Linked DNA regions of Homo sapiens: all the other regions are linked to region 2. The links are chromatin loops, found by intact Hi-C in ENCODE. Cell type or tissue: PC-9. All regions are shown on one strand. Region 1 has its middle 42 kb from the start of FAT1. Region 2 overlaps LOC102723906 (a long non-coding RNA gene). Region 3 overlaps LOC102723906 (a long non-coding RNA gene). Region 4 has its middle 110 kb from the start of FAT1.

Evidence for each region. Hi-C counts contacts between places; a loop is a spot of excess contacts. Peaks named below come from ENCODE experiments on the same cell type or tissue, not always from the same donor. Only the 100,000 strongest peaks of a DNase experiment are listed, where the experiment ranks them.
Region 1: a loop joins it to region 2, with 8 times the contacts of the local background. A loop is called at or near these places in 3 of 110 quality-filtered maps.
Region 3: it touches region 2 in a loop (4-fold over the local background); 10 of 110 quality-filtered maps call a loop at or near these places.
Region 4: a loop joins it to region 2, with 3 times the contacts of the local background. A loop is called at or near these places in 3 of 110 quality-filtered maps.

The regions. Positions count from the first base shown.
Region 1 is chr4:186,762,333-186,770,332 of GRCh38, forward strand. No RefSeq gene overlaps it. Among named protein-coding and RNA genes, the nearest start is that of FAT1, 42 kb to the left of the region's middle. RefSeq lists a silencer at 4,977-5,144. In PC-9, no CTCF peak of the experiment used is centred here; DNase peaks (open chromatin) are centred at 239, 2,939 and 3,699; H3K4me3 peaks cover 1,892 bases; H3K27ac peaks cover 2,931 bases.
Region 2 is chr4:186,933,191-186,941,190 of GRCh38, forward strand. All of the region lies in intron 1 of LOC102723906 (a long non-coding RNA gene), which reads left to right. Among named protein-coding and RNA genes, the nearest start is that of FAT1, 210 kb to the left of the region's middle. RefSeq lists an enhancer at 1,581-2,780. In PC-9, a CTCF peak has its summit at 4,121; DNase peaks (open chromatin) are centred at 1,881 and 4,001; H3K4me3 peaks cover 737 bases; H3K27ac peaks cover 1,446 bases.
Region 3 is chr4:186,841,084-186,849,083 of GRCh38, forward strand. The region is part of intron 1 of LOC102723906 (a long non-coding RNA gene); the gene reads left to right. Among named protein-coding and RNA genes, the nearest start is that of FAT1, 120 kb to the left of the region's middle. In PC-9, no CTCF peak of the experiment used is centred here; DNase peaks (open chromatin) are centred at 4,148 and 4,438; H3K27ac peaks cover 1,278 bases.
Region 4 is chr4:186,825,014-186,833,013 of GRCh38, forward strand. No RefSeq gene overlaps it. Among named protein-coding and RNA genes, the nearest start is that of FAT1, 110 kb to the left of the region's middle. In PC-9, no CTCF peak of the experiment used is centred here; a DNase peak (open chromatin) is centred at 4,978.

The sequences.
Region 1 (8,000 bases), 170 kb before region 2:
AAGCTATAATGCCCAGCCTTAATTTCTAAAATAAGAAGTGAATTGATGTGCTGAGGACTTGTTCTAATGATTGTTTTCACTTAGCTTTTTGCTATTAAAAGCTAACCCATTAAACAAAGTATTTAGTGAAGAGCATGAACTACAGATTTTATCATAAACTGAACTGCCTGAATTTCCTTATGCATTTGAAAACTGTACTGCTGCTGTAAAAGCTATGTGTTTTGACCTTGGCTAATCTGGTCTCTACTTGCACAACTTTGCTCAGTAGGAGAATTCAGCCTTGGTTAGTGAGGCGTATGGATTTAGGTGATGGCTCACAGACTTTGACTCAGATGATTGAGCAGATACAGGTGCAATTCAGAATTATGGATTGAAGTGAGCAAGGATTTGTTAAAAACTTTCAAACTTCGAAGGTGAAGATTTGGCTTTCACTCATCATTGCTAAATAACAAATTTCTCCTTAGCAAAAACATATTGAGTGATAATTTTGGTTGATATCTATCACCAGCCTCGCCTCACCTTCTACCTGTCCAAAAGTCCTTTGAAGTCTGCAAAGTAAAAAAAAAAATGAAGAAAAACTGGCCAATTGTGAATCATTATTTAATTATTCATGAGGTATATAGAGTATGTCAAAGAAAGAGATTAAAAATGTTTGCTGTATTCTGCCTGAGAGACAAGTATTATCCTGGGGGAATATTTGTCATCAGATAGAGAATATAAAACAGCAGGAGTCATATATTGTGGAGCACGGAAAGGAAAGGGAGGTAAATTTTGTCTCTTATGGACTGAGCGACACTTGGAGACATGCCATCAAACAGAGGGCTAGCAAATGTCACATAGAACCCGAAGATCACAGTGGATTATTAGCATCTGCCCTTTTGGATTGTTCCCTGACATCCGCAATGTTTGCAAAGGCAAAACTTCTACTTGCAGGTGAACATGAAACTCCCACTGTTTAAGTTTAGGGCATTATAAATATTACAAGGTCTACTTTAACAAGAATAAGATATGGTACAAGGAGCTAATCTTGGTAGCACCCACTGAGAGGCTAGCCTACATTTTGACTTTAGCAAACTTGCTAGCATTGGGTCGTGGAGAAATGAAATAGGGTTAGTGTTCTAATCTTAATAACTATTTTAATAATAGTGATGACCTGCACTAATTGGGTGCTCACTATGTTTCAAGTAGGAGTGTAGCAGTAGAAGGGTCTATGGACCTGGACATTGTGGAACCTCCTATAAAGAGTCTGGGAGACCAGAAAATAAAGTATAAAAAATAATAGCATGGAGCAACTTGACTCCCAGCCTGCTTATAGGAAGCAAGAGGTCTAACTATTTCAACTATGTCACAAATTTTCATAGGGTAGTTACAGATTATAATGTGTTTCAAAAGAAAAGAAAGTTTTGAAATCCAAAATAATTGCATATTGACTTAATCACTAATCTTGATTAAAATTTCATTTAAACTGTGCTATTTCAGCCAGGCGCGATGGCTTACGCCTGTAATCCTAGCACTTTGGGAGACCGAGTTCGGCGGATCACTTGGGGTCAGGAGTTTGAGACCAGCCTGGCCAACATGGTGAAACCCTGTCTCTACTAAAATTACAAAAATTAGCTGGGTGTGGTGTCGGGCACCTGTAATCCCAGCTACTTGGGAGGCTGAGGCAGGAGAATGGCTTGAACCCGGGAGCTGGAGTTTGTAGTGAGCTGAGATTGCACCATTGCACTCCAGCCTGGGCGACAGAGCGAGACTGTGTCTCAAATAAATAAATAAATAAAATATATAAATTTATAAATTTATAAATAAATAAATGAACAAACAAACTATGTGATTTCCATTTCAGGTATGGTCCCACTCTCTCTGTGTGATTTGTAAACAATAAGCTTCTGAGTACTGATAATTTGATGTTGATGGGCTGAACAAAATTAGCATTTTGGTCCCTAATTAGAAAAATGAACACCTGCAAGAAGGAGAATGGAAATGAATTGTTAGATTCTCATTTCCAGAGAATATAATTGTTTAGGGGAGAAAAATATCCAAAGGTAATGGTTACGAATCAATGTTTGGTAGGTTCTGAATTGTTTTTGAATCTTATCTTTAGGGTATTATCTGAATGAGTGTTCTTTTTAAAACAAGTAATGGTAAAAATAAAAATACTGAAAAACTTTCAGCCCAGGCAGAGAGGGAGGGGCTTTCATTTTGTCACAGTATTTTTTTGTTTTTTGTTTTGGGACAGGGTCTTGCTCTGTCGCCCAGGCTAGAGAGCACTGGTGTGATCATAGCTCATTGTAGCCTTGACCTCCTGGGCTCAAACGATCCTCCTGTCTCAGCCTCCTACCATCATGTCTGGCTACTTTTTTTTTTTTTTGGTAGATACAGGGTCTCACTATGTTGCCCAGCCTGGTCTAGAACTAAGTTCAAGCAATCCTCTTGTCTCGGTTTCCCAAAGTGCCGGGATTATGGGTTTGAGCCACCATGCCTGGTTGCAGCATTTTAAAACAGCCTAGATGTATTCTCTTAATCAAGTAGAGGAAGAAAGGGTGCCATTAGAAAAAGAGGCATCAACGCAGAGGTCCGTAATTATTATGAAATGGCTCTCCCTCAAAACTTAGCAGAAAAAAAATTACAAGCAGTAATCACTTGTAAATTATTTATGTTTTCTAATGTGCTCTAACTTTCCATTTCTGTGCTTATAAACTTTGCTTTTACAATCCGTTTGTGTTTGTGACTGAGTTACAGAATAATGAATAGATATTATTGTGCAAGTGGCGTGGACTATCATAAGCTATCCTTTGGTTATTGTTGGCATGCTACGACGTTTTTAAGAAAGGGGGAAAAGTCTCAGTGGATAAAGTTGTACGTGTTTGATGTCCTGTTGTTGCCTAGGGCTTTAGCAACCCTGAGTGTGCCCAGTTGCCAGCACATTTGGATTCCTGAGGGGTTCTTAGCAGTGGCTAGTGGTAGTCATTGCATCTGCCAACTTTCTGAAAGCGGATGTGGCCGGTGAATGTGGGTGCGGCCAGTGAATGTGGGTGTGGCTGATCTGGCCATGGCTCTGCCTCAGATCTCCAATCATGCAGACAGATGTGCCTGAGGCATCGATCGAGGAGGGGGCTGCAAAAAGGAGCTGCAAATGTTGGTGTTTTTATGTAGTTTATGTTCCATTCCATCTCACCCCATGTAAGCCAGGAGAGAGGGCCGTTTCCTACTCTCGTAAATTTAAGTTCTTTTCCTTTTAGAAAAAGAACATATTTTGAGCTACCTTTTATGTAGCTGGTGCAGATATTTTAAAAAATGTAATATACCAGAAGCAGTATTTTTCCTGGTATTAATGATTAGTATGAATCACTACATGATTGAGGGAACACCATAGCCTGTTTATTCATCTTGGAGACTGTCAGGGCTGAACTGGGCTAATCATGTTTGCTTTTTGCAGCCCCGTGGTGTGGTTAGCCTTTTGTCTTCCTTGTAATGTGCTAGGGTTTGCTTGCGGCCTGTGTCCCGTCCTCCCTGCAGACAGCTGAATGACAGGCCTTCACCAGCGCTCTCTGTATGCCCTGCACTGTAACCTGATTGGCCAGGAGCCTAATGGGAAATGGCCTTCAACCTCTGCACCTACGTTCATGAAAAGCCATTGCTCTTACATAATCAAAGTGCTCAGGCTCTCGCTGATGAATCCAGAGACTAACCACGTAATCTAGAAGAAATTCATCTTTGTCCCCAAGGCTCCCAGCATTTGGCAATTATTGAACAGGTGGTAGATACTTCCTCTGTTGACAGGAACAAAAGGCAAAGGGCCTGCCTAGGAGGTTGAGGAGCTATTAAGGAATGCTGCCCCAGGACAACTCTCTAGCAGCAGCAGTGAAAGAGCAGGAAGACCCTTGCTAAATCAGTGACTGGGAACACTCGCATTTACCATCCCAGAGATCAGATCCTGTTAGGGAGCAGCTAGCAGGATTCCAGCTTATCTGGTCCTTTCTCACCCGGCTACTGCCTTGATTCTTACCCGCTACCCTGTGGGGAGGGGTGGCGGGGTGGGTTGGCTGATGTGATCTTAGAGTTATTTACCTAGATGGGGAGAGGCTCTTAAAACATATCTACAATGCGGCGGAGTGCGGTGGCTCACGTCTGTAATCCCAGCACTTTGGGAGGCCGAGGCGGACAGATCACCTAAGGTTAGGAGTTCGAGACCAGCCTGACCAACATGGTGAAACCCTGTCTCGACTAAAAATACAAAAATTAGCCATCGTGGTGGCTCATGCCTGTAATCCCAGCTACTCAGGATGCTGAGGCAGGAGAATTGCTTGAACCCGGGAGGTGGAGGTTGCAGTGAGCCAAGATTGTGCCCTTGCACTCCAGCCTGGGCAACAGAGCAAAACTCTGTCTCAAAACAAAACAAAACAAAACATATCTATAATGCCTAAGATTCCACAGGTCAGGGATGTAGTCAACCCTGTGGTATAGAAAATTGTGACCTTGAGAAGCCTCCTATTGTTCACCTAATGGTTTAGGGATATTTGAGAGGCCAACTTTTATTGTACATAGACTTGAATCATTAAATGGTAGTGTTAGAACTAGAAAACCAGAGACAATTCAATCACTTTAGCTTTAGTTCCTGACCAGAAAAATCACTTGGCCTGGCAATCCGCATGAGTTTTGCTGTTGTTTTTGCTAAGAAGCCTGTGGTGACAGCACCACGCAGGTCATCTCACTTAATCCGATAGATCTTATTCATCAGGAATAAATAAAGGATCTTATTTATTCCCATTTACAAATGTGGCACCCGAGAAAAAACTTTGACTTTCTCTTGTGTAAAGGCCCATGCTCCTTCCACTACTGTGAAGGCTCTTGTCTTGAATGAGGGAGACGATAAGATAGAAATATATTGAGATTTTCTTTTCCCTTTTGATACAGGGTCTCGCTCTGTCGCCCATGCTGGAGGGCAAGTGGTGCAATCACAGCTCACTGCAGCCTCAACCTCCCAGGCTCAAGGGATCCTCCCACCTCAGCCTTCCCAGTAGCTGGGACAGCAGGCATGTGCTACTATGCCTGGCTAATTAAAATATATGTATACATATATTTTTGCAGAGATGCAGTCTCATTATGTTGCCCAGGCTGGTCTCGAATTCCTGAGCTCAAGTGATCCTCCCACCTTGGCCTCCCAAAGTGCTGGGATTACAGGTGTGAGCCACTGCACCCAGCCTGTTTTTTCTTTAAAATTATCCAGATTTTTATTTTAATCTGGTTCCGTCTACAGAAAAATATGATCTGCTGCCCTCATTTTCTCCTCCCCACTCCCCATAGATCCACTGCGCAGAGCTAGTCCCCGCGTTAGGGGGCCTCCACTTCAGGAATGTTACTCCTCGCAATCTCGTATTTGCAGCATTTTCATGGCTGTTTCTCAGCAGAACTCGACTCCTAAAATGAATTACATAGCCAGCTTACGGTCCTTCGAAAGCTATACATGTGCTAAAATTAATATGTAAGAAGGTGATTATATAGAAACTTAGCTGATGCTATTGGATGGGATTAATATTGCAGAATGTTTCTTGTTCCCTCAAAATTTGTTCTCCCCTTTGTTTACAGTAATCCAGCTTAGCCAAAGGGCAGCCTGGCCTCACTGGGGCCACATTTCCCATCAGCTGCCAGCCAGGTTTGATCACGTGACTGTGTTCTTACTCTTGGGATGTGAGTGGAAGTAATGGGCGAAACTGCTCTATCCCTTGTCCGGAAAGAAATTGCTTGCCCTCTCAGGCAGGAGAAGGAAATAAAGGGTATTCAATTAGGAAAAGAGGAAGTCAAATTGTCCCTGTTTGCAGATGACATGATTGTATATCTAGAAAACCCCATCGTCTCAGCCCAAAATCTCCTTAAGCTGATAAGCAACTTCAGCAAAGTCTCAGGATACAAAATCAATGTGCAAAAATCACAAGCATTCTTATACACCAATAACAGACAAACAGAGAGCCAAATAATGAGTGAACTCCCATTCACAATCGCTTCAAAGAGAATAAAATACCTAGGAATCCAGTTTACAAGGGACGTGAAGGACCTCTTCAAGGAGAACTACAAACCACTGCTCAATGAAATAAAAGAGGATACAAACAAATGGAAGAACATTCCGTGCTCATGGGTAGGAAGAATCAATATCGTGAAAATGGCCATACTGCCCAAGGTAATTTATAGATTCAATGCCATCCCCATCAAGCTACCAATGACTTTCTTCACAGAATTGGAAAAAACTACTTTAAAGTTCATATGGAACCAAAAAAGAGCCCACATCGCCAAGTCAATCCTAAGCCAAAAGAACAAACCTGGAGGCATCACGCTACCTGACTTCAAACTATACTACAAAGCTACAGTAACCAAAACAGCATGATACTGGTACCAAAACAGAGATATAGACCAATGGAACAGAACAGAGCCCTCAGAAATAACGCCACATATCTACAACTATCTGATCTTTGAGAAACCTGAGAAAAACAAGCAGTGGGGAAATGATTCCCTATTTAATAAATGGTGCTGGGAAAACTGGCTAGCCATATGTAGAAAGCTGAAACTGGATCACTTCCTTACACCTTATGCAAAAATTAATTCAAGATGGATTAAAGACTTACGTGTTAGACCTAAAACCATAAAAACCCTAGAAGAAAACCTAGGCAATATCAGTCAGGACATAGGCATGGACAAGGACTTCATGTCTAAAACACCAAAAGCAATGGCAACAAAAGCCAAAATTGACAAATGGGATCTAATTAAACTAAAGAGCTTCTGCACAGCAAAAGAAACTACCATCAGAGTGAACAGGCAACCTACAGAATGGGAGAAAATTTTTGCAATCTACTCATCTGACAAAGGGCTAATATCCAGAATCTACAATGAACTCCAACAAATTTACAAAAAAAAAAAAACAACCCCATCAAAAAGTGGGTGAAGGATATGAACAGACACTATTCAAAAGAAGACATTTATGCAGCCAAAAGACACATGAAAAAATGCTCATCATCACTGGCCATCAGAGAAATGCAAATCAAAACCACAGTGAGATACCATCTCACACCAGTTAGAATCACCATTCTAACAGGAAACAGCAGGTGCTGGAGAGGATGTGGAGAAATAGGAACACTTTTACACTGTTGGTGGGACTGTAAACTAGTTCAACCATTGTGGAAGTCAGTGTGGCGATTCCTCAGGGATCTAGAACTAGAAATACCATTTGACCCAGCCATCCCATTACTGGGTATATACCCAAAAGATTATAAATCATGCAGCTATAAAGACACATACACATGTATGTTTATTGTGGCACTATTCACAATAGCAAAGACTTGGAACCAAGCCAAATGTCTAACAATGATAGACTGGATTAAGAAAATGTGGCACATATACACCATGGAATACTATGCAGCCATAAAAAATGATGAGTTCATGTCCTTTGTAGGGACATGGATGAAGCTGGAAACCATTATTCTCAGCAAACTATCGCAAGGACAAAAAACCAAACACCGCGTGTTCTCACTCATAGGTGGGAATGGAACAATGAGAACACATGGACACAAGAAGGGGAACATCACACACCGGGGCCTGTTGTGGGGTGGGGGAAGGGGGCAGGGATAGCATTTGGAGATATACCTAGTGTTAAATGATGAGTTACTGGGTGCAGCACACCAACATGGCACATGTATACCTATGTAACTAACCTGCACGTTGTGCACATGTACCCTAAAACTTAAAGTACAATTAAAAAAAAAAAGATGTTAAAAAAAGAAAAAGAAATTGCTTGCCCTCCAATTCTGGTCTTATTTCTTCCTGAAACCTGGATCATGGATGTGGCACTGATTCAATGAGGTAGGCAAAGAGAATGCCCTAAGGCAGCAGTTCTCAATTTGCCATCCCCTGGATCCCTAGGGACCCCGGGGCAGTTTCAGTGGGTCTGAATTGTCAGAGCCACTTCAATAATTGTACTAAGTAGTTGTTGGCCTTTTTCACTGGGTTGACCT
Region 2 (8,000 bases):
ACCATGAAGGCTTCTACCCACAAATACACAGAAATTATTTCAGCGACTCAGTTTCCTAGTGGAGAAGATAACATGGACGTTTTAGAAAATAAAATGCATGTTAAAATAACAAATGAGGCATCTGGCTTCAGAAGTTTTCGTTTGATTTATACTCAACAGTTGTTGTAAGTAAAAACTAAGCTCCATTTCCCAGGAAATTTATAGCTTAGACAAGCACCAGCGTTGTCACGGTGGTTCCCACTGCAGAATGCACTGGAAGTGATTTCTTCCTGTAGGTTTTCAGAGGATCCTACTAAGTCCTAATTCTGCACCTTGCAAATTATGCAACAATAAATGCCAAATAGCAACAGCTGATCTAGGTTAAAAGATTTAAAGAAGTTTCAAAGGTAGCCTAGGAGAAACAGTGAGAAATAATTCTAGAAACAAGAGAGTTCCGATAATAAACACTCAAGTGAAGAGAGCTCAGGCAGGCAGAATGCTACTCCTCTCCTTTAGGGCACTGCAAGTCAGCGCTCTGTAGACAGCATTTATTATCTAGGTGAAAAAGCCTGGGGACGTGGTACAGGCCACCCCTCTACAGATATATCAGGATTGCATAGTGGCTGCATGCCCAGGGGCTCTGGAGTCAGACTGCCTGGTGGTTTAGAGCCAGACTGTATCACTGGATCTGTGCTCTTGGATAAACGAGACAAATTATAGGACCTGTTTAATTGGGCTGTTGTGAGGATTAAAGAGGATGCTACATGTGAAAGTCCTGGTAGAGTCTTGATAAATATTAGCGTGATGAGGATGTGGTTGGCTAGGACTAGGGAATAGTATAACAAGGGCGCAATCGCTCCGGTGTAAGTTAAACACTGGGAATTATGAGCATCTCATGTTCTTTCATCTTCCTAGAAATCCGCAGCTATGTCCAAGGCTTTAAGTGACAGTTGTTTCTTGATGACTCTCAAATCAATGTCCTTCCTCTAGATCTCTCTCTGAGCAAGGCCTACAAGGCCACTACCAGCCTAACCTTCAGCTCTTCTCACTGAACTACTGGCCCTTTCTGCAGCTGGAATGTTCGTTTCATGCTCCGTAACTTTGCATGTGCTGTTCCCGCCGTCATTAGTACCCCTACTTCTTGTCCATCTGGCACATTGCTGCTCATCCTTCCGTGCTCAAGCACCATGTCCTCTGCAAAAGCCTCTGACTTCCTTTTGCTGATTTAAGCGTTCCTCTCTTTACGCGTTTATGGCACTCTCTCGCATTTCCTTATAGCTCTCATGAAGTGACACTGGAAATCGTGTGTGTGCCTGTCTCCACACTCCCCTGTGAGCACTGTCAGGGCAGGGGCTGTGTCTTGCATCTTTGGGTGCCAGTCCTAACACAGCATTTTGCATAGGGAGGACACTCAATGCAATTTTGGTGAAGGAATAAAGTGTGTCTAGAGAAACAGCAGGAAGGTTAGGTGGGCTGAAAATGATTTTGGTTTTATCAGCACCACTTTTACTATAGTAGACTCGACGCCGTGTCTCATTTCTTCTTGTGCTCACATCTAGCAAATTTGAGTGTCCTGGAAATAGTTTTCAGGGTGAGTTTTATCTTTCTCTATGAAAGATGTGCAACAATGCTCTATGAAGGAAAGGCGCACATTGAGTTTCTGATATGATCTATAGAGTGTCATCACCCAGATTCCAAGCAGCCCCATCAGGACAGAGCCTCTTCTTGTTAGATCAGTGCCTGCCATGGAGGAGACACACAGTATTTGATGAATGGTTGCATGAAAGCCAAGAATAAACAGTACCTGGATAATGAAAATGAAAGCACCACTGCTCCACCCACATCTTGAGGTATTTGCTTTAGTTCCCTAGAGGGATTTTTCAGTCCTTAGAGTGACTCAATTGTGTTTAACATCAGTCCTATCGAATACCAACATCAAGACTATTTTTTTCTTCTCATTGCTAATGATATTGCTACATTGTCTTCACCATTGTGAAACTTGCTGAGAAACTTGTATATAACCTTCAAAACCCAAGTATGTGTGCCCTGCGAAGACTGCATGTCACTAGCTATGAGTGACTGATGTGCGTGACAAGGGGTGCCGAAAGCCGAGCGATGCCCTGCTGTGAAGAACCGTGGGCTCTGGCTGGTTACAGAGCTGCCGTGTGAACTTCAAACCCATCTGAAGCCATCACAACCTTTATTCTTTTACCCAGAACTGGTGAAACCATTGTAATCTTTATTCTTTTACCTAGCCCTGGAAGGTCTAGAAGTCAGTCACTTGCTGAGAGATGTTGAGATGCTGTTCCTCCATGGATCTTCTGCACCAGAAATACGACTTAAGACCTCTCTGCCACACTCTGCAATCATTCCTCCTTCCTCATGCCTGGCTAAGGTGGTCCTCAGGGGTCATTTTCAAACTGTTGGTCACAACCTCTTCATTGGTCTGAAATTAATCTAGTAGGTTGCAAACAGCACTCAAAAAGGAGATAGACTAGAACAGACCAGTATATTTTACATAGTAAGGCTAAGTGTTATTTCATGAAAGTTTTTTTTTGGTTTTCAAAACACACCTCTCTCTCTGTGGTGTGGTGTGTGTACTGGGTACTGATAGAAAATTTATTTCTTACTCTGGGTTGCAGTAAAAGCAGTTTGAAAGCTCCTACCTTGGAAACTCTGAAGCAGCCTGGGGTTTGGATGTGGATCAGGGAGTCACAACCATGCTGTAAAGCCAAACAGCTAACCTGTGACACTGCTGGGCACAGACTGAGGTATGTCTCGTGGCTGTTACCGATGCCAACTCTCAGGATTCATACAAATGGAAGACAAGAATATCTTAGGTAATCTACAAATCCCCAGGTCTGATTTAACTCACCTTTCTCCCTTACTTTGAGAAACATCTGTTGCATATCTAGCATGCGCCGGGCAGTTCTAGATGCTGGGAAGATAGTGTGAAAGTCAATCCTTGCCCTCCCTCATGGAACAGAAGATGCTTCCTACAAAAAGTCTTACAATTCTGAGTAACTAAGTTAACTGGTTTATTTTATTGCCTCCTTTTCCCCAGCCTGTCAGTCTTTTCTGATAAAAAGGCTAATAAACAGAAACCAGTTAAATAGCAACCAGAGGAAAAGAACAGGAAAAAAAATCGAGTCTGAATAACACATAATTAGCCCCTTGATATTTGAGGCAATAGGGGAAATAATAATGTCATATACATGATTAACTTCTAAAGTTGGCTAAAAAAAATAAAGGAAAAAACAAAAAACCCTCAGTTCTATCTATGAGCCCAGCATGTCCAGAGTATTGTCGGAGTGGCTGTTGTCTTTGGGTATCCTGAATTTTCTTCCTAGAAAGGAAGAAGAAGGCCCCCATTTAGTTTTGTTGCAGGTTTCAAATTCTTCTCTGGGAGAAAAGCTAATGCAGCAAGTTATTTTTTCCCTGGCTATTTATTTTTCCATTTCCAGTCGCTCTATGCTAGATTGTAACATTCAGGGATTGGGGAGTACAATCGCTTCAGAATAATCAGTCATAAACATTCCAGGTTTAGTTAACTATTAAGGAAAGCAGCGTCTTTACTTTTTAAAGAGGAAAAAGAAAGAACGTATGCCACGGCCTGTAAAAGACTTTCCCATGTTTTGTTTACATTGGAATTTCAAAAGCTGACAATATCTTTCCTTCCTTCCTGCTCCTTGATGTAGTGAAAGGTCTTCCCTGTAAGTCTGATCATTTTAGTTGAAAGTGTTTAGACTATCTCGTGTACTCAAGTACTCATCACGATAGAATTCCACCGTGTAAGGGCTTGGTGGCTTCTAAGCTCATATTTTCTTTCTTTCTTTTCTCTCAACAAACTCAACTATCATTGTCATTTAACTTTAGGCTCCATCCCACATTCCTGCAGGAAATCTTCTTTTAAACAGAATTATATACTGCAGGAATGGAGCTGCTCAATTTTCACTGGGTTGCATTTTTTATGGTTGTTCCTTTACTTCCTGGTAGCATATTTCTGATGACACATCCGTAGCAACAGTAGTTTTATTTATAAGCAAAGGGAAGAAGAAACATGGACTTTGGCTAACCTGGGTGTACAAAGAACACCCAGAATGTAATTGTAATTATGTCCACTTGTGGTGATATGGTCCAAGGTTTATCAGGATTTCCAAAGGAATCTGTGGGAGGAAATCTACCAGTGATCACAGCCATAATGAAACAAACTGATGTGGAAATTTCTATTCTTTAAAACCTATTTTAAATTTAGTGTTTACAAATAGGTATAAGTTAGCAAGAGTGCTGAACTCAGGGGACGATCTAAATCCACTCAATAATTAGTTCAACAAACTTAGGCTAGGCACAGTGGCTCACGCCTGTAGTCCCAGCACTTTGGGAGGCCGAGGAGGGTGGATCACCTGAGGTCAGGAGCTCGAGACCAGCCTGACCAACATGGAGAAACCCTGTCTCTACTAAAAATATAAAATTATCCGGGCATGGTGGTGCACACCTGTAGTCCAAGCTACTCAGGAGGCTGAGGCAGGAAAATCACTTGAACTCAGGAGGTGGAGGTTGGGGTGAGCCGAGATCATGCCATTGCACTCCAGCCTGGGCAACAAGAGTGAAACTCCATCTCAGAATAATAATAAAAAATAAATAAATAAATGAATAAATAAATACAGTCATGGGACCCAACATTACAGACTTTAGTCATTGACGTTACAGAATTGAGCCACTCATAGACAGGGACATCACAGAGTTTAGAAGAAACAGAGAAGTGGGAGGGGACAGAGTCAGCAGATGTGCCTCAAGCAGAGGGTTCGGGGGAGTGTCGGATGAGAAAGAAGAGCTGGAAAAAAATGTTAAGAAGGAGTAGCTGGAGATGTTACAAGAAAATAAGGGGTGCTTATCATCATAGAAGCCAATAAGATAATTTGAAAAATATAGCGGTTACAAGAGTCAAATGCTAAACGGTTCCGAATGCGTGAGGGTTGGGATCAGGACTGGCGATTAGCAAGTTTTATGTGGCTTTTAAGCCATTACTTTCTGTAGAAAGAGAAGAGCACAGCCAGAGGATAGAATTGAATGGGAAGTAAAGATGAAGTAAAATGAGCGTAGAGTGTATTTTTTCTCGACAATTATTGGTGTATGGAAGCATGTAGATAAATAGTTCCCTGAAAATATCGTTTACAGGGGTGCTTTTATTTCTTTGGATGAGGAAACTACAGTACATTATAGGACAAGTGAAAGGAGCAAGTAGAGAAACAGGGTAATGATGACTTTAGGGAAAGATAAAGAGGGGTCTCAACAGTTCAGAAGGAGCAAGTCTCGGAAAAGAAGAGGGACAGTTGTGTCTGTTTCACTTATGCATTGTCATATGACAAATATCCTCAGAAACTTGGAGGCATGGCCGGACGCTGTGGTTCATAGTTTATAGGTGCACAGTGACTATAATCCCAGCACTTTGGGAGGCCAAGGCAGGGGGATTGCTTGAGCCCACGAGTTTGAGACCAGTGTGGGTAACATGGCGAAACACTGTCTCTACAAAAAAAAAAAAATTAGTTGGATATGGGAGCACATGCCTGTAGTCCCAGCTGCTTGAGGGGCTGAGGCAGGAGGATTGTTTGAGCCTGGGAGCTCTAGGCTGCAGTGAGCTGTGTTCACGCCAGTGCACTCTAGCCTGGGTGACAAAGTGAGACCTGTCTCAAAACAAAACAGAAGCCCCACAAAACTTAGAGGCTTAAACAACACCATTTTATTATTTTTCACAGTTCTGTGTGTTGGCTGCGCTCCCCTGAGATGTCTTCTCTCTGCTCTACTCGTCTCAGCTGAGCACATCTCGAGTGGCACAGTTTGGAGCAGAGGATCTAAGGTGGTTGGTCTGACTCCTTGACTGTGTTAGCTTGGGTGGCTGAAACGCCGTGGATGCTCTTTCATCCCGTAGTGTGTCTCTTCCCGTGTGGCCTTTCCAGCAGCATGGCCCAGACCTCTCACATGGTGGTTCAAGTGAGAGAAGGCTGCAGAGTCTCTTAAGGCCTAGGCACTGAGACTCACGCATCATTTCTGCCATATTCCAAGATCAAGTGAAGGTACTCTGCAGGTCACAGGGCAGGGCAGATTCAATAAGAAAGAGAACTAGGAAAAGCACAAAGATGTGGCCGCATAACACATTGGGGCCAGTTTGCAAGGATTTGCCACAATGCTTCTAGAACAAAAGAGAAGGAGAAAGGATTAGTGTAGATTTAGAACACTTCTGAATTAAGAGGAAGCAATTGGAGAAAGTTCAGGCTGAAAACCTTCAATTAGCATAGACTGAAAAAAGCTCATCTCTTAAAGGAGAAGTCATAAAAGAGTTTATATGAATCAGAGTGTGATTCCTTTTTTTCTTATACAATATGAAATAAAACCACTCTGTAACTCTTGAATAAATCTGCTGTTAGGGAATGCAGCATGCTATGAGCCTGATTTTAAAAGAAATTTTAATTTTTTTGAATAAAATATTTTAAAAATGCATATGTCACTTGCCTCTTCATATTTAATGCACTTTTAGCAAAACTCATGTTATGAACTGAGAAGGGTCTGATGTTTTACTCAAATTGCAAGCTAACAAATTAGTTTGCTATGATTGCTGGAAGAAGACATGAGACTTCTGTATCAAAGACAAAGGATTTTATTATTCATAGCAATAGTAGTATTCAGAATATAAGCACTCTTGGGCCAGTTCCCCAGCCCTAATCCACCAAGGCAATGAGAAGGTGACCAAGTGACATCTGAACATACAGTGGGTTGTGTTAGAAAAGAGGAAGTTGACCTTGGGAAACCTGAATCTTTTGTAATTGGCACTTGGCATGCTTGCTATTTGCTAGGAAGGAAATGTCATTTTTATTATACTGTACAGCATGCATGTATATGTCTCTTGTTGTGGAGGGAGATACTATCTTTGTCTTTCAAGGCTGTAAGCAATTTTATCCATTGGTCCAGAAGGAGATCCTATCACTGTCTTCCCATGCTATACAAGGCCTCCTTGAAAAGACAGCTGAGAGCAAAGATAGCTAGTGCTTCTGTTTGTAAGACATGCAGAAATGTGAGAGACCCACGAATTGTCTCCCCAAAACTAATTTTAAAATATGACTTCAGTGTGCAAGAAATGGTCAAAATAAAAATCTAAATAAATTTCTACCATAAAGAAATATTTCAAAAAAACAAATATTTCATATGTAAGAGGTAATCTCATATGTAATTTCATATGTAATCTTCAGTACGTAAGTACTTAAAAATATTCTTTATTTTAAAAGTATTGTATGTTTACTTATATATTCAATGTAAGATCAACAAATTTTTCATGTAGGCAGTGAAAGTACAAACAAATAGGAGTAGTAAGCAGTTTGGAACACTGATTTCAGTGTTCAGCTCCTTGATCAAGTATTTGGTGAAATCACAACCACCAGGGTGTGGGTGCGCCTGTTGGGCAGCAGTGACAAATGGCCTTCCCTAGGATGGCCTGTAGATGTGTCCTTGGCTTTGCTATCTGGACTATTGCCCATCCCAGCGGCTTCCCTGTACCTCTTATGAAACAACAGGAGCCTGTTAGGCTTTGGAGTTTATCTAGTTTTACAAATGTTCCAGAAAATTTGCTCCATCCCAGGATAAGCTGTGGACACATAGGTAGGATCATGATGTGGATTTATGTTTCAGATTTACCACAGAGTGGTGTGTTAGACCATTTATGCTGCTGCGACAGAGTACCACAGAATGGATAATTTATAAAGAAAAAAGATTGATTTGCTGTATGGTTCTGGAGGCTGGGAAGTCCATGGTCAAGAGGCTGCATCTGGTGAGGGCCTTCTTGCTGCATCATAACATGGTGGAAAGCATCACATGGCAAGCGAGGGTGCAAGACAGAGATAGGAAATCATTCAAACTCATCCTTTTATCAGGAGCTCACTTCTATGGTAACAGCATTAATCCACTCAGGGGGACAGGAGCCTCATGACGTAATCACCTCTTAAAGGTCCCACCTCTTAATACCATCACAA
Region 3 (8,000 bases), 92 kb before region 2:
GGAACCCAGGATCTGGCACGGTCCTCGGCATGCTCATGCTGCAGTGAATGAGCGAGTGAGAGTGAACTGACAGGCGCGGGGAGGAAGAGGCTGAAGCACGCTTCACTTGCCCGCAGTTTTGTGAGGGCGGGGTCTGTAGGCCGGAAAGGAATTCTTCACCCCGGAAGTGAATGCTTGTCGCATGCATTAAATAGCCTGATTTGGCTGTCCCTTTCCCCACCGGTTTTGCTGCAGTCATTCTTTGGCGATAAAAATTTTAGAAATGTGTTTTCTGAAATTTTTCTTTTTTTTATATACTTTAAGTTCTAGGGTACATGTGCACAACGTGCAGGTTTGTTACATATGTATACATGTGCCATGTTGTGTGCTGCACCCATTAACTCGCCATTTACATTAGGTATATCTCCTAATGCTATCCCTCCCCCCTCCCCCCACCCCACAACAGGCCCCGGTGTGTGATGTTCCCCTTCCTGTGTCCATGTGTTCTCATTGTTCAATTCCCACCTATGAGTGAGAACATGCAGTGTTTGGTTCCTTGTTCTTGTGATAGTTTGCTGAGGATGATGGTTTCCAGCTTCATCCATGTCCCTACAAAGGACATAAACTCATCATTTTTTATAGCTGCATAGTATTCCATGGTGTATATGTGCCAAATTTTCTTAATCCAGTCTATCATTGTTGGACATTTGGGTTGGTTCCAAGTCTTTGCTATTGTGAATAGTGCCACAATAAAAATACGTGTGCATGTGTCTTTATAGCAGCATGATTTATAATCCTTTGGGTATATACCCAGTAATGGGATGGCTGGGTCAAATGGTATTTCTAGTTCTAGATCCCTGAGGAATCGCCACACTGACTTCCACAATGGTTGAACTAGTTTACAGTCCCACCAACAGTGTAAAAGTGTTCCTATTTCTCCACATCCTCTCCAGCACCTGTTGTTTCCTGACTTTTTAATGATCGCCATTCTAACTGGTGTGAGATGGTATCTCATTGTGGTTTTGATTTGCATTTCTCTGATGGCCAGTGATGATGAGCATTTTTTCATGTGTTTTTTGGCTGCATAAATGTCTTCTTTTGAGAAGTGTCTGTTCATATCCTTCACCTACTTGTTGATGGGGTTGTTTGTTTTTTTCTTGTAAATTTGTTTGAGTTCATTGTAGATTCTGGATATTAGCCCTTTGTCTGAGTAGATTGCAAAAATTTTCTCCCATTCTGTAGGTTGCTTGTTCACTCTGATGGTAGTTTCTTTTGCTGTGCAGAAGCTCTTTGGTTTAATTAGATCCGATTTGTCAATTTTGGCTTTTGTTGCCATTGCTTTTGGTGTTTTAGACATGAAGTCCTTGCCCATGCCTATGTCCTGAATGGTATTGCCTAGGTTTTTTTCTAGGGTTTTTATGGTTTTAAGTCTAACATGTAAGTCTTTAATCCAACTTGAATTAATTTTTGTATAAGGTTTAAGGAAGGGATCCAGTTTCAGCTTTCTACATATGGCTAGCCAGTTTTCCCAGCACCATTTATTAAATAGGGAATTCTTTCCCCATTGCTTGTTTTTGTCAGGTTTGTCAAAGATCAGATGGTTGTAGATATGTGGCATTATTTCTGAGGGCTCTGTTCTGTTCCATTGGTCTATATCTCTGTTTTGGTACCAGTACCATGCTGTTTTGGTTACTGTAGCCTTGTAGTATAGTTTGAAGTCAGGTAGCATGATGCCTCCAGCTTTGTTCTTTTGGCTTAGGATTGACTTGGCAATGCGGGCTCTTTTTTGGTTCCATATGAACTTTAAAGTAGTATTTTCCAATTCTGTGAAGAAAGTCATTGGTAGCTTGATGGGGATGGCATTGAATCTATAAATTACCTTGGGCAGTATGGCCATTTTCATGATATTGATTCTTCTTACCCATGAGCATGGAATGTTCTTCCATCTGTTTGTATCCTCTTTTATTTTATCGAGCAGTGGTTTGTAGTTCTACTTGAAGAGGTCCTTCACGTCCCTTGTAAGTTGGATTCCTAGGTATTTTATTCTCTTTGAAGCAATTGTGAATGGGAGTTCACTCATGATTTGGCTGTCTGTTTGTCTGTTATTGGTGTATAAGAATGCTTGTGATTTTTGCATGAAATGTGTGTTTTTTACAGAGCCTTAGGGTCTGTGGAGTAAATGTACCACATGAAACTACTAAATAAATCAAAATGGTAACACAGCTTTATGGAGTATTTTTATGGTGATCAGTTCATTTTGTCCAAGTTATATATGAGTTTGGAGGTGGATCTGTAAACTCCCCCCTCCAACTTTTTTCAGAAAAAGAATTTTTTTCCTTATAGAAGTAGTACATGTTCATGGTAAAATCAAACAAAGAAACGAGAATAAATCGAATGAGACAGAGGAAGAGAGATGAAAAGTAAAATTCCTCTTCCAGCCTCATTCCCCAGAGCAGCAGTTCTCAACTGGGGAGGATTTTGCCTCCTAGGGGATGTTTGGCAATGTCTGGAGATATCTGGTCATCTGTGGGGAACCGCCGCTACTGCATCTAGTGAATGGCCCAGGGTTGCTGCAGAATAGCCCACCACGCACAGGACAATCTCCCACAGCAAAGCATTATCCGGACCAGAGTGATCATAGTGCCTCTACTGCAGACCCCTGGCCCAAAGTGACTACGATGGTTTCTGGAAGACCAGAAACTTTAAAATATGTATGTGTAGTTTTTCCACTTTTTTTTTTTTTTGCACACAAATGGACTTTTTATCCTCTGTAATTGGAAATGGGCTTTTTTTTTTCACTTAATGTTTCAATGTCTTGGTTATTTTTTGGTTATTTTTTACATATTGATGCATACAATTTACTTAATTATTATTATTATTTTAGAGACAGGGTCTTGCTTTGTGACCCAGGATGGAGTGCTCCTAGCTCACTGCGGCCTCAAACTCCTGGCCTCAAGTAGTCCTTCCCCTCGTCTCAGCTTCCCAAAGTGTTGAGATTACAGGCGTGAGCCACTGTGCCTGGCCACAGCCTAATCGTTTTTAACTGTTAATTAGTTTTCAGTTGGCTCATATATCATAACATACGTAGCCTTCAAAGATAGCTAATTTTGTTGTCTCTAACTTCTCATTGTGATAACCAAGCCTGCTGGGAAGGGGTTACTGAAAGAGAAACTGCACAAAGGGCTGGATTCTTCCTTGGCACTTTTGTTTTTGTTGCTTTACTTTTGCTCAAAATCTGACTGAGAGGCTAAATTCACAATGGGAGGTCGATTCTGTTTCTTTCTTACAAATCCCAGTTCCCTCTTGATTGTATCACTCAGGAGCCTGGGAATAGGAGGGAGGAGCGCCGGTTTTCTGTGCTGTGCCACTGTGGACTGTATCCTGCAGACATTTCTAATGCCGAGCTCACTAGCCAGGAAGTCATGTCAGCTGTGGAAATGTTCAGCTTAGGAGCTCACCATATCTGAATCGAATCCAAAACTTTTTAAGGACCTGGATTAAGTAAACTATGCTAGGGATTCAGGCTGTCCCTTAGCTTAATAAAGAATGGACCACTTCAAAGCCAACCCTTCATTGTCTAAGTTTTTTTCCTTTTTTCCCCTCTGTGTGAGTTCAGTCTGTTGACATCTTTTGCTGTTTTTCTATGTCGACTTTCATTTTGGGTTGGAAAAGTGAGGCTCATGCATTTTATACGGCAGTTATCAGAAGTACATCTGATTCAAAACCACACAGTGTTGCTATTGATTGTATAGCGATGTTGGCATGGATCATTTAAGGTAAATGTTATTTTCATGACCCCAAAGAGGAGGCTGTCACAGAGAAATATTATGTAATAATTTCCACCTTGCAAGAATGCAATGACCCCAAGAATAACACATTTTAATTCTTAAACTATGTGGAATTATCTATTTCAGCTCACTTCAAGCAGCATGGAATTTAGTTTTATTTCAAATTAGTGTCTGCTACTTGTGTGAAAACCTGTCAAAGTTTATAGCCTGGGAAACTGCTTTAAAGTAAAAATGAATGCTTTAAGTCTCAACATTCCTTTGTTAAAATGTAAAAATGCAATGGGGAAACTGCTTTCTATTGCTCATTCTTTTAAATATTTGGAGCTCTCTCATTATGCCTTGACCTGTTACAGCAGGCAGCACCCTCCACATAAACAACTTCCTCCTTTTTCCACAGAGATAAAAATGAGTCATGCTGGTCACCACTCTTGTAAGGCCTCCCATGTAGACAGGGTTATTTTTAATGCCCCTCGTGGAACCTGTGGAGTCTCGTGGATGGTGGTGATGAGCGGGCCAAGAGTGGCTGCCTCCCTGATGTCCCTGCCATGTGTCCCACACAGGCTGTGGCATGGGAGACAAAAGGCCACGCTGAAGTCCACAGGGCTCTAAGGCAGCCCCTGCCTCCTCCGCCTGTGATTTGCTAGTGACTGTGAGTCATTCACTCATTTCTTCCATCTGATAAAGCTAGTGGACATGAAGGGGAAATGGCAAAGTTTTCTTATCATCTTAGGAGCCAGAAGCCAAGTCTACTTTCAACTGCTTCTCTGTTAAGTCCTCCGTCAGGGAGCACTTATGAGGGCTCAGCGTTTGGAAGAGAAAGTGCCCGATTGTGTAGACACCACAGCAAAGGGGGAAGAAGGGAGTTAACACAAGGAAAACCTGTTAGAGAAGAGAAGGAATGTGTTAGATGTTTTTCTCACCTGTCACGCTCTATTTCCTTACCTTTGAACAATTTCATGTGTTATACCTCATGGCAGACCTTAAAAGGCAGGTTGTTCAGTGATGTCTAAGAAAGAACTATGTTTTTAAAATTCCTTTCCCTGGGGATTAAAAGTTTAGGAAGATTCTCAACTCAAGACACACCAAAAGCTCATTCGACCACATCCCCACCCCCCTACCTCCCCACCATGTCTTTTGTACATTTTTTTTTTCCTTTTAGAGACAGGATGTCACTCTGCTGCCTAGGCTGGAGTATAGTGGTGGGATCATAGCTCACTGCAAGCTCGACCTCCTGGATTCAAGTGAACTTACTGCCTTGACCTCCCAAGTAGCTGGGACTACAGGCGTGCACCACCATGCTCGGCTAATTTTTAAAATGTTTATGGAGATGGGGTCTTGCTCTGTTGCTCAGGCTTGTCTCAAACTCCTGGCCTCAGATGATCCTCCTGCTTTTGGGTCCCAAAGTGCTGGGATTGCAGATGTGGCCCACCACGCCCAGCCTGAACATCGTCTTTCTTAGGTGACTTCCTCCACATAGTTATTTGTGAATTGTAATATTGTGTGGCAATATTATCCAAAAAGTATTTGTTTTTATTGTATTTTGCAATCCCTAGGACATATTAAATAGCTCAAGTGATGGGATGTTCTTCTTAAAATTCGATCTCATAGTCTAAAATGGTGACTTGCACATGAGTTAGCCTCATTAAGTCCTGGACGAATGGCAAATGCTATAATTTCCTGTCTCACTTCTGGATATCACAGTGTCATCTTAAAAAAAAAAAAAAAAAAAGGACAATCTCTTCATTCTCCACTTGAGTGCTAAGGGAACTGAGTTCTTAACAAAACAAACAGAAAATCATTTCTTTGTGCAATTCAGGCCTTTTAAGTTTACATGCCTAGAGAGTTGTGTAAAAATAGTGCAGGGCTGAATCTTCCAGTGAAGTTATTTTTTCTAACGGAACAATTTCTGAAAATTGGGACTGAAATTATAGTTTGCACATTGTAATGCACTGAACTTCCCTTCTACTTTCCTCTAAATAGCATTGTACTGTATCCAATTGCAGGGATGGGATAAAATTACCACGGAAGATTTCAGAGTCTCATTCTTAAACCAAAATGTTGCCCATTACACGTGGAAACTCTGAATGGGGAAGGGTCAGAAACAAAGGTGACATTAGATGAGTGAATGCTCTGTGGGTTGTGACTTTTACTAATGGAAAGGAACAAATTTTCCATTTTGTATATGTGTATACATTGGAAATACGTATACATATGCTATTACATGCATGTATATAAATCTACTTATTGTTTAAGTTGACCTGCATATGTTTTAATTTTGCTGCTAAAAGCTGTGTCATAAGGATATATTCCTACAACCCTTTTAAAATTAAAAGCTATTCAGCCAAAGGGAACTTAAAAAGAAATTACTTTTTTTTTTTGCCAGAAGCAGATCAAAATTTCCATTGTCAGGAACCAGTTATGATTTATAAACATAATTACCAGTGATGTCCTGGGAAGAGAACCTAGGGGAAATGAAATTTGTCTTATTTTTTTAAATGGCCCGCAATTTATTATCCACTCCCTGAAACTATTAGCAACTTGTTTTTCCTTAATGTGCAAATGTCCCCATGCCCCAAATTTCTCCATAACAATTTCTCCCTGATGCTAATTCTAAGATTTCACATATCTTCTTGCCTATTTGCTGAAAGGAGCTGGTGTGAGTATATGCTGTCTCTCTGAATGCCACAGATCTCTCATACTTGGCTCACATTTTGTGTGCTTTCATAACAATCTACCTGTTGGTATTCCTCACCTCTAGATGTACTGATATGGTTATATACACACTTTTCAAAGTTAACATCGCCAATTGTTAATGGGCCAGCCTGCCCTCAGGGGCTTCCTGGTCAGATGCCCATCCTTCAGTGGCATTTCTGCCAGAAGAGCGCATATTCTGAATATAATTAGGAAGGAACTTCAGACAGACCCAATCTGAGGGACATTCTACAAAATACCTGGCCTTTACTCTTAAAAAATAACAGCGGCATTATTCACAATAGCAAAGACTTGGAACCAACCCAAATGTCCAACAATGATAGACTGGATTAAGAAAATGTGGCACATATACACCATGGAATACTATGCAGCCATAAAAAATGATGAGTTCATGTCCTTTTTGGGACATGGATGAAATTGGAAATCATCATTCTCAGTAAGAATAAAAAACCAAACACTGCATATTCTCACTCATAGGTGGGAATTGAACAATGAGATCACATGGACACAGGAAGGGGAATATCACACTCTGGGGACTGTTGTGGGGTGGGGGGAGGGGGGAGGGATAGCATTGGGAGATATACCTAATGCTAGATGATGAGTTAGTGGGTGCAGCGCACCAGCATGGCACATGTATACATATGTAACTAACCTGCACAATGTGCACATGTACCCTAAAACTTAAAGTATAATAAAAAAAATAAAATAACAGCGTGAAGCACCAAGAAAGGCCACCTAACCATTCCGGATGAAAGAAGACTGAAGAGGCATGACCTGACTCGCATGCAATGTGTGAACCTGGCTCGGATCCTGGACTTGGAGGAAAAAGCTATTAAAGGATATTATTGGGACAATTGGAAAAATTCAAATATGTATCATAGATAAGATCAATGTCAATATTAATAAGATAGTGTCCATGTTAAATTTTCTGATATTAATAATTGTACTGTGGTTACAGAAGAGAATGTCCTTGTTCTTAGAAAATATGTCCTGAAGTAATTTAAGGGGAAAGGGGCATGATGCTTGTAACTTCATCTCATATGATTCAGAACATCTATCATCTATCTATCTATCTATCTATCTATCTATCTATCTATCTATCTATCTATATCATCTATCTATCTACCTATCTATCATCTATCTATCAAATGAGAGAGAGAGAGAGAGACAGAGGGGAGTGGGAGAGAGATATTGATTCATGAAGATGGAGCAAATGGTAGCAATAGTAAGCCTGTGTAAAGTGTACAGTAGACTTCATAATAGTTTTGCACCTTTTGGTAAGTTTGAAATTATATCAAAATGAAAACTTACTAAAATAAATAATAAATATGTACTTTACTTAATTATATTCTTTAACTTTCTTGGGGAATGATTTATGGCTTAATGTTGTAGGGAATAATAATCTTTATATATATTTTTTTTCTAATTCTATTCTTGGAGTCCAAATCTCATACCAGAACAGCATCAGCTTTTCCAAAACGTCCTGCTATAATTAATGAGGAATCTGGTGCAGGGTTAATT
Region 4 (8,000 bases), 110 kb before region 2:
AGAGTGGTGCTAATATTTCATCTACCGCTCTTACGTGTTTTATGACAGGAAGTTTTAGACCTCTTGCTGCAATACTGTGAGATACAGAAGTCTTCCCCCAAGGTTCTTTCTCCCTATATTTTTAGGGGAAGAAGGAAGAAAAAGTGAGAAAGTGAGTCACAATCATTCAGTTTTGCTCATTACTATCGATTCAGTTGGTACAAATTCCGATTATGGTAGAGGCTGATAATACAGGAAGCTGGAAGATAAGAATTGAGTTCAAAGAATGTGGTAAACTTTTGAACTGGTAAAATCCTTTTGATCTGTGTTCTAATGGTCAGTTATCTCATCTGCAAAATGGGAGTGGGGCTAGACTAGCTATTTCCTAACTTTGTCTTTCATGTTCGAAATTAGCAAAGTGATTTTAACAATAGCCTTAGGATCCCATTGAATTTTATCTCCTTTATCTAATAATTAATTAATAAATTAATAATTAAATTGTTTAAGAGTTATAAACTAATAAATTGAGTCATAAATGTTCTCTTATTTGTTCATGTGAAGTAATATCTTCTATTATTATAATTTAGCATTTTATAGTACTTAAAACCATTATTTTGCAGTGTCTATAAAAAGATACTGTTTTTTACTTTGGGAAATGGTGGTGATACAATTTGAGTTGAAATGTAACCATCATCACAGTAGCCTAGGCTGTATTACCAGATTTATGTTTCTCATTTACAAATTGTAAGCACTTTTTCCAGTGTGTGTATGTGTGTGTTCCTATTTATCAAGTTGATACATGAATGATAAACAAATGATTATAGTAATACAGTCATAGAACAATGAAATATCTCAGGAATTTAAGTAAAAATAATTTTTTTAAACTACTAAAGTTGTAAAGGGCATATAGTGAAAGACTCATATAAAAAGAATTAATAAACCCAATTTTTAGAAACTCGGTAACTACCTTTTTTTCCTGCACAAAACAAACATTCCACTCACAGATCTGGGGGCTTCAGTTCCATTATTTTGCTGTTATTTCTTTGAGAGAGTGACTCATGAAATTTCTGCTTCCATCGTACTGAAACTCAGAGTTTTGTGCTGTTTAATGAAGCCTACATACTTCTATAACGTTTTGTTTTACCTTCTTGTCCCTCACTGTTTACCTTGGCTAGTGTGTAAAGCTTTTTAACTTATGGCCATGTAATCAAGTTCATTTTAAGGCTGAGGCAGGTAACAAGTTGCCAGAAATATTATTTTTAAGTGCTTTATAGCAATGATCTAATCATTACCTTTATTATGGCATTTAAAAGATAACATATAGTAAGAATCCAAGCATGGAAATATGAGAGCTCTGGATCCTTACCAGGTGGAACTATATGAAATTGCAGCTCAGAATGGTTGAATATTGTCAGTGATATATAATTCTACCTGATGCTGTCTACATAACTCTGGGCAAGTTTCTTCATGAGCTTCAGTCTTGTCTGCTCTAAGTGAGGATACTGCTCAGAGGACGAGTCTGAGGCATAAACATGGTCATCTATTTTATTGCCTTCAAACCATAAGGCATTATAAATATATATTGCCTGAAAATCATTATGCATTTGGTAAAGTATTGTGGATTCTCACTTGCATTTTCACTTTAATCCCTATGGTATTAGTTTCATCTGGAAATGAGGTTTGGATCAGGAGATAAAGACATGTGAGAATATTGGCAAAGCAGGGGCTAGGATGACACACACATACACACAATCTAGGACATTGAAGAAGTCACCTCTTAGAAAAAAAATTAATAGAATCTGGGAGATTTTACACCCAATTTTAGAAATGACTGGGCTGGTCATTTAGACATTTGCTCTCTTCATTGTCACCACCTCCTCTGCCTTCTCATTCACAGATAAAAAGATAAATCCACTCCTGGATAAAGGAAGTTTCTAAAATGCGCACAATGGAATAAAAATGTTTTCTAAAACTCGCCTATGCAGGGAGTTGCTAGAGGCCGCACTGTCCTCCTGGTGCCCGAGGAAGCCTCTGCCTGTCATCTGGCAATGGTCTATGGTAACACTGCTTACACATGGGCTCTGAAATGCTTACGGATGAGTAGTAAGATTTTCTCATACCATTATAAAAAAACTGAAGCCAAAAATAGAAATTCGAGAGTGCAAGTGGGTCAGTATTTGAAAAAAAAATTATATACACACACACACCAAACTGAAGCAAGCTGTAATCTGTTTGGCAAATGTATTGAACTGCATGTGTTCCCCATACATTAGCAAGTCTGAAACAATACCTCTGTGTTAAACTAAAAGATGGACATCAGGCAAGCAGGCTGCACCTGCCCCTAATGGAGCTGGGGGAAAAGACACATGAGTACAGAAGCTGTTGGGAGTGTTTACGGAATCGGGGGCTGGTGGGCGTCTCTGCAGAAGGAGAGCAGGGCCTGTGAAGCGGGTGCCGTGGAGAAGGGCTGCTGTTGGGATGGAGGCCAGCTGCACGCAGGGTGAGGACAAGAGAATGCTGCTCAGGCTCAGGGAGTTTTAGCTTGTGATGTCACAGCTGGTGTGGGCATCACAGATTCCCAGTTTCATGTCTTTGATAAATAATGGCTCAGTGGTTAGTACCCAGCCAGAGAAATTCAAAATAAACAACGTTTTGCTGCCTGTGACACTTCTTAAGATGACCACCGAAAGCACACTTTTATGTCTCATTCAGCCCGTGCATTGCCTACTAATATGCCTCGTATTAGTCACTGAGAAAAAACTCAAATGGCTTGTAGAATGGACATCTAGGAGTCTTGAATATGTCGTATCGACATTCCTAATAGTTTCATGTCAAAGACTATATATTAATATAACAAAGCACAAAACACATTGGGCTGGAAATGATAGTTGCTTATTTCAACTTGTTCGTATGTCATTATATGGAGTACTGATTGAATATACAGAATTTTGGTTAGCACCTTTCATATTTATCAGTAATATCTTGAACTTCTATTGCCCTTCAAACAAAGATTGTCTTTTAAAAAAGATAAGCAGAGAAGGAATAATATAAATGTGAAATGGGTTTTATGTCTTGTTTACCCTTAACCTAAGTGTCGCATAGGTAGAAACATAGCATTTGGAGTCAGAAAGAGCCAAGTTTGAATTTCAGTGCTACCATTTTATAATGATAATGAAAATAACATTGAGTTAATATTTATTGAATGCTTACTGTATGCAAGGCAGTATGTATAGGGCATTATCTACCGTCATTATCTGTATTATCTATATTCTATTACCTATATTATCTATAATCTTATTGTATTATTATATAATCTATAATCTTATTGTAACCCTAAGATGTAGGTGATTAGAAAATGCATCTGTTCCCATAGCTCCAGCTCCCATCTCCTTGAAGAATTCCCTGTTTGCATCTCTGGGTCCTGTCCCTTTCCCAAGCTCCAAGCCTACATCTTGGCTTCGCTGACAATGCTCCACCATTCCGTCAAACACAATATGTCCGATATTGAATTACCACCACCCCAATGCCCCCCAAACTAGTTTTCCTATGCCTCAGACATTCTTACTTCTATGAAGTGTGCCTTATTTGTGTAAAATGTTACCCATCCCCTAGATAGGATTTCTTCCTTTCCCTCCCCCTACATATTCATTTAGTCACTAAGTTTGCAGTATTTCTTATCTTGATCCTCTCTTTTCTATTCCTGCAGCTAGGATGCTTAATAACACTGCCATAACTGGTCCCTCTTTAGATTCTTGGCCATGAAAATCAGTGAAACCCTTCATCCTGCCTGGATATAATGCTACATTTAGTCCATTCACCTCTCCCTCCTCCCATTTCACACCATCTCTCTTCTCAAACCCCACTTATCTGCTGTCCTTACCACCCACATGCTATGGTCTGAGTACTTGTGCCCCCAGAAAATTCACGTGTTCAAACTTAATCTTCACTGCCATAGTGTTAAGAGGTGGGGCCATTAGGAGATAATTAGGATTAGTGCCCTTATAAAAGAGGCCGAAGGGAGCTGCTTTCTCTTTCCACCATGTGAGGATGCAGTGAGGAGATGCCATCTATGAATTAGAGAATGAGCTCTTTTGATGCCTTGATCTTGGATTTCCCAGTCCTTAGAACTGTGAGAAGTAAGTTTCTACTGTTTATAAGCCAGTCTATGATATTTTGTTATAGTAGCCCAAATGGACTAAGACATGACATCACTGCGAAAATAGGAGCAGTCGTAAGACAACTTCATCAGCTGCCACCTGTGTTGCTCCATTATCATCTGTAGCGTGTATGGCGACTGCCTATTCTATTCTGCTTCCTGTCTGAAACCAATACGGTGGTTCCTGTGGTAGGCAGAGAGGTCTCCCTTAAAACCCCCATGCCCTAATCCATGGCACCCGTGGCTACATTGTTACATAGCAAAAAATGATCTTACAGATGTAATTAAGGTTACACATGAAAATAGGGAGATTATCCTGGACCATCCATGTGGGCTCCATTTAATCACATGAGCCTCTAGAGCAGAAACTTTCTATGCCTGAAAACAGAGAGATGCAGCAGAAGTCAGCAAGATTCAATACCCGTGCAGGACTTGATGTGCTGTTGTTGGTTATCACAGAGGGAGCAATGTGATAAGGAATGTGGGAGATCTTAAAGGCTGAGGGAGTCTCTTTGCTGTCATCCAGCAAGGAAGCAGGGACCTCAGTCCTACAAACACAAGGAACTGATCTTCCAACAACCTGAGAGAGTTTGCAAGTGGATTCTTCCCTGGAGCTTCACATAAGAGCTCAGACTGCTCAACACCTCGATTTTGGCCTTGTGGCATCCTGAGCAGAGGGATCAGCCAAGTCCTCTCAATCCCTACAGAGCTTCAGAAACCTCGAGATCATCAATTTGTGTTTCAAGCTGTCAAGCTTGTGGTCATTTGTTATGGTAGCTGTACAGAGCGAAAATAGATCTCGCTTCTGTTTGTTTACTCAAGGACATTGAACCCCCGTAATTCTCTCCTCTCTCATGCGTCATCAGCTTTTCTTCTCTGTTGACTCATTCCTTATCAGCTCATGAAATATTATTTCTTGCATCTTAAAATGTACAAGCAAATCTCTCTAGACTGTGTTCCCCTCCAGCTACTGCTTTATTTCCCTACCATCCTTGAACAGTTAAAACTCCTTCAAGGAGTTGCCAGTAATATCTCCCCTTCCCTTTCCAGTTTTCTCTTCCCACTCCAATCGGGCATTTAGCACCTCACACAGCACCCTTACAATCTTCTTGAAAGAGCCATCAGTGACCTCTATGTTGCTAAATCCAAATGTTCAACTCTAAGTCCTCATCTTACTTGACCTATATCCATCATTTGACATAACTGATTCTTCTCTTTTCCTTGTAACGCTTTTTCATTCAGCTTCCGGAGCTCCACAATTCAACTTTCTTCCTCATTCACCACCTCTCTTTCTCAATTTATTTTGTTTGGTTTTTCCTCATTTTCCTGGATTCTTTATATTGTCACAACATTTGGTCCTGAGACCACTCATTTCTTTGATGTCCACAGCTAGTCTTTAAATACCATCCATATAGTCAACTCCAAAATTTGTTTCTCCAGCCTGGACCTCTACTCTGAACTTGTCTGTCTCGATGCCCACTTACCTTTACGTTTGGTTGCCTAACATTCATCTCAAGTGTAACAAGTCCAAAATCCAACTCTTATTTTTCTCCCCAAAACCTGCTTCTCACACAGTCTTTTTCTACCTCAGTGAATTATAATTCAATCTGTATGCAGGACAAAATGACATTGGAGCCATCTGCATAGGACATCTCTTGCATTTGACTTCCTATCCTTTTAGCCCATCATTTGCTCTAACCACTGTTGCTGCAATGAGCTTTACACAGGTTCTCTGCAGCAATTTGGCCTCACTGCACTGCGTATATCTCACTTTCTTCCTTGGAGCCTTTCTGTCACCAGAGCCTGGGGTATTTGCATTCAAGTATGTCTAACTGGGGAGATGGAGTCAGTGGCTAAAAAGGTCTGCTTTCTGTGCCTCAAGTGCAGGACACACAGCTCCTCTAAGATGTCAGCTGTCAAGGCCCAACTGGCATCAGCTGTAACCAGCTGAAACCTGCATCCCTGTGTTAGCTCTTTCCTTGTTCCTATTTTCCTTTCTGTGCTCTTCCTTACCTGTTTCCTAGGATCGATTCCACAAATAAAGCACATGCATACAGCTTTCTGTTTGGTACCAGAATTGACTTAGAATTCAGATCTTCAGGATGAGGATCAGGAGCTGGATCATTCACAGGCCAGAGAGTGATAAGAGCACCACTGCTGTCGGCAAGTCAGGGAAGCCCTTCCATGCCGGAGCAGCACAGTTACTCTCAGTGAAAGCCACAGGCTCAGGCTGGCCAACTGTCACATCAAGGAATGCTGGGAAAGCAAAAGTCCCCAGGGCAGTGTTTATAGAGACTTTTATATCCAGTGGTGCTAGAAAAATCCATGATGAACCCCTCAAGGGAGGGTTACAGCATAGCCTACTAGAGGTCTGGAACAAGACCATGTATTCTGCAGCAAAGAAAAGGTAACTGTTGGGAGGGTAGCTATTGCAGTGTTGCTGGGCCCTACTAGAGACTGAGCACCTGATCATGGGACATCATGACTGGGGTGATGTCCATGGTGAGCTGGATATTATCAGTCCAGGTGGATGCAGCAGCAATGTCTCTTGTGATGGAAATGGTACATTTCTGATGAGCCTCAAGTAGGCTCAGGAGCCACAGGTGAGACACATTTAGTATGTGACTCAGAATCCTTTGTTCTCTATGTTATAACTCCTTTGTTATAGCTATGGTCTCATGGGGGCTCCCTATGACCAATCGGCAGAGGAAGAACAAAATTAGGCCTGGGTCCCAGGTGGATCAGCTCAGTATCTTGGTGCTAGCCATAAGTAGACTGCAGCCGTACTGCCGCTCACTTAGGGATGGCCTTACAGAACCACGATGAAGGAAGATCCTCCCAGTGGACAAAACTGCAAGCAGCATACCGGAATGCTAGTATTATACGGAGCTTTAGGGTAAATATGGGCTTCAGGGCAGTGTTAAATAGCTTGGCCAGTTGGTCAAGGGCTTAGAAGGAGCAAAATTAGAAAACTGGAAATAAGGAAATCCAAGGAAGAGGGATATCGATCCATAAATGGGAGTGGGCACAAAATGTGTCCGTCTTTGTGTCCTAAGATAATTCCCATCACAGAACATCAACACAGAAGAGCCTTGAATAGCCTGTTGGGCATCATGACTGATCATGCAGGCAAGACAGCCACAGGCCTTGACTACCCCATTCTTGTGCAATGGGACTATGAGTAGTGTGGCCATTGTGGTGGGAAGGGGGACTATGCATGGCCCCAGGCTGACCTAGCTGCTGCCAGTACTCAGTGCCCAACCTGCCAGCAACAGACGCTAATGCTGCGAACCCTGTGAGGAGAGGCCAGCCACTTGGTTGAAGTGTGATCATCGAACCCTCTACTCTGGCAGGGATAAACATTCTTCTTTACCAGAAATGATGGAAACTCTGGGTTTGGGTTTTCCTTGTTTGCCTGCAGTGTCTCTCCCAGAGCCACCATCTTAGGGTGGCATTTCAGAATGCCTGGTTTACCAGTATTGGTTTTTGCAACAGTGCTTCAGATCTAAGGACCCCCATCTGCTTTTGTTTTTTTGCAAAGAAACGCAACAGTGGGTATGTAACCTTGAGGTCCCCTGGATCATGTACAAACACAACCCAGGAGCACCTGGCCTCATAGAAGGAGAAGAAAATGACTTATTAAAGACTTATGTAAGGTACCAGTTTGAGAACACACTCTACAGGATTGGGTTGCTGTCTTCAGGGTGAAGTTGTATTTATTGAAGCAACAATCAATATATGGTACTTTGTCTAACAGAATACACAGGTTCAGGAAACAAGGAATAGAAATAAGATTGGCTCCATCACTCCCAGTGACTCATTTGCAGAATTAGTACTTCTTATTCTTGTCAGCTTATTGCTCTAC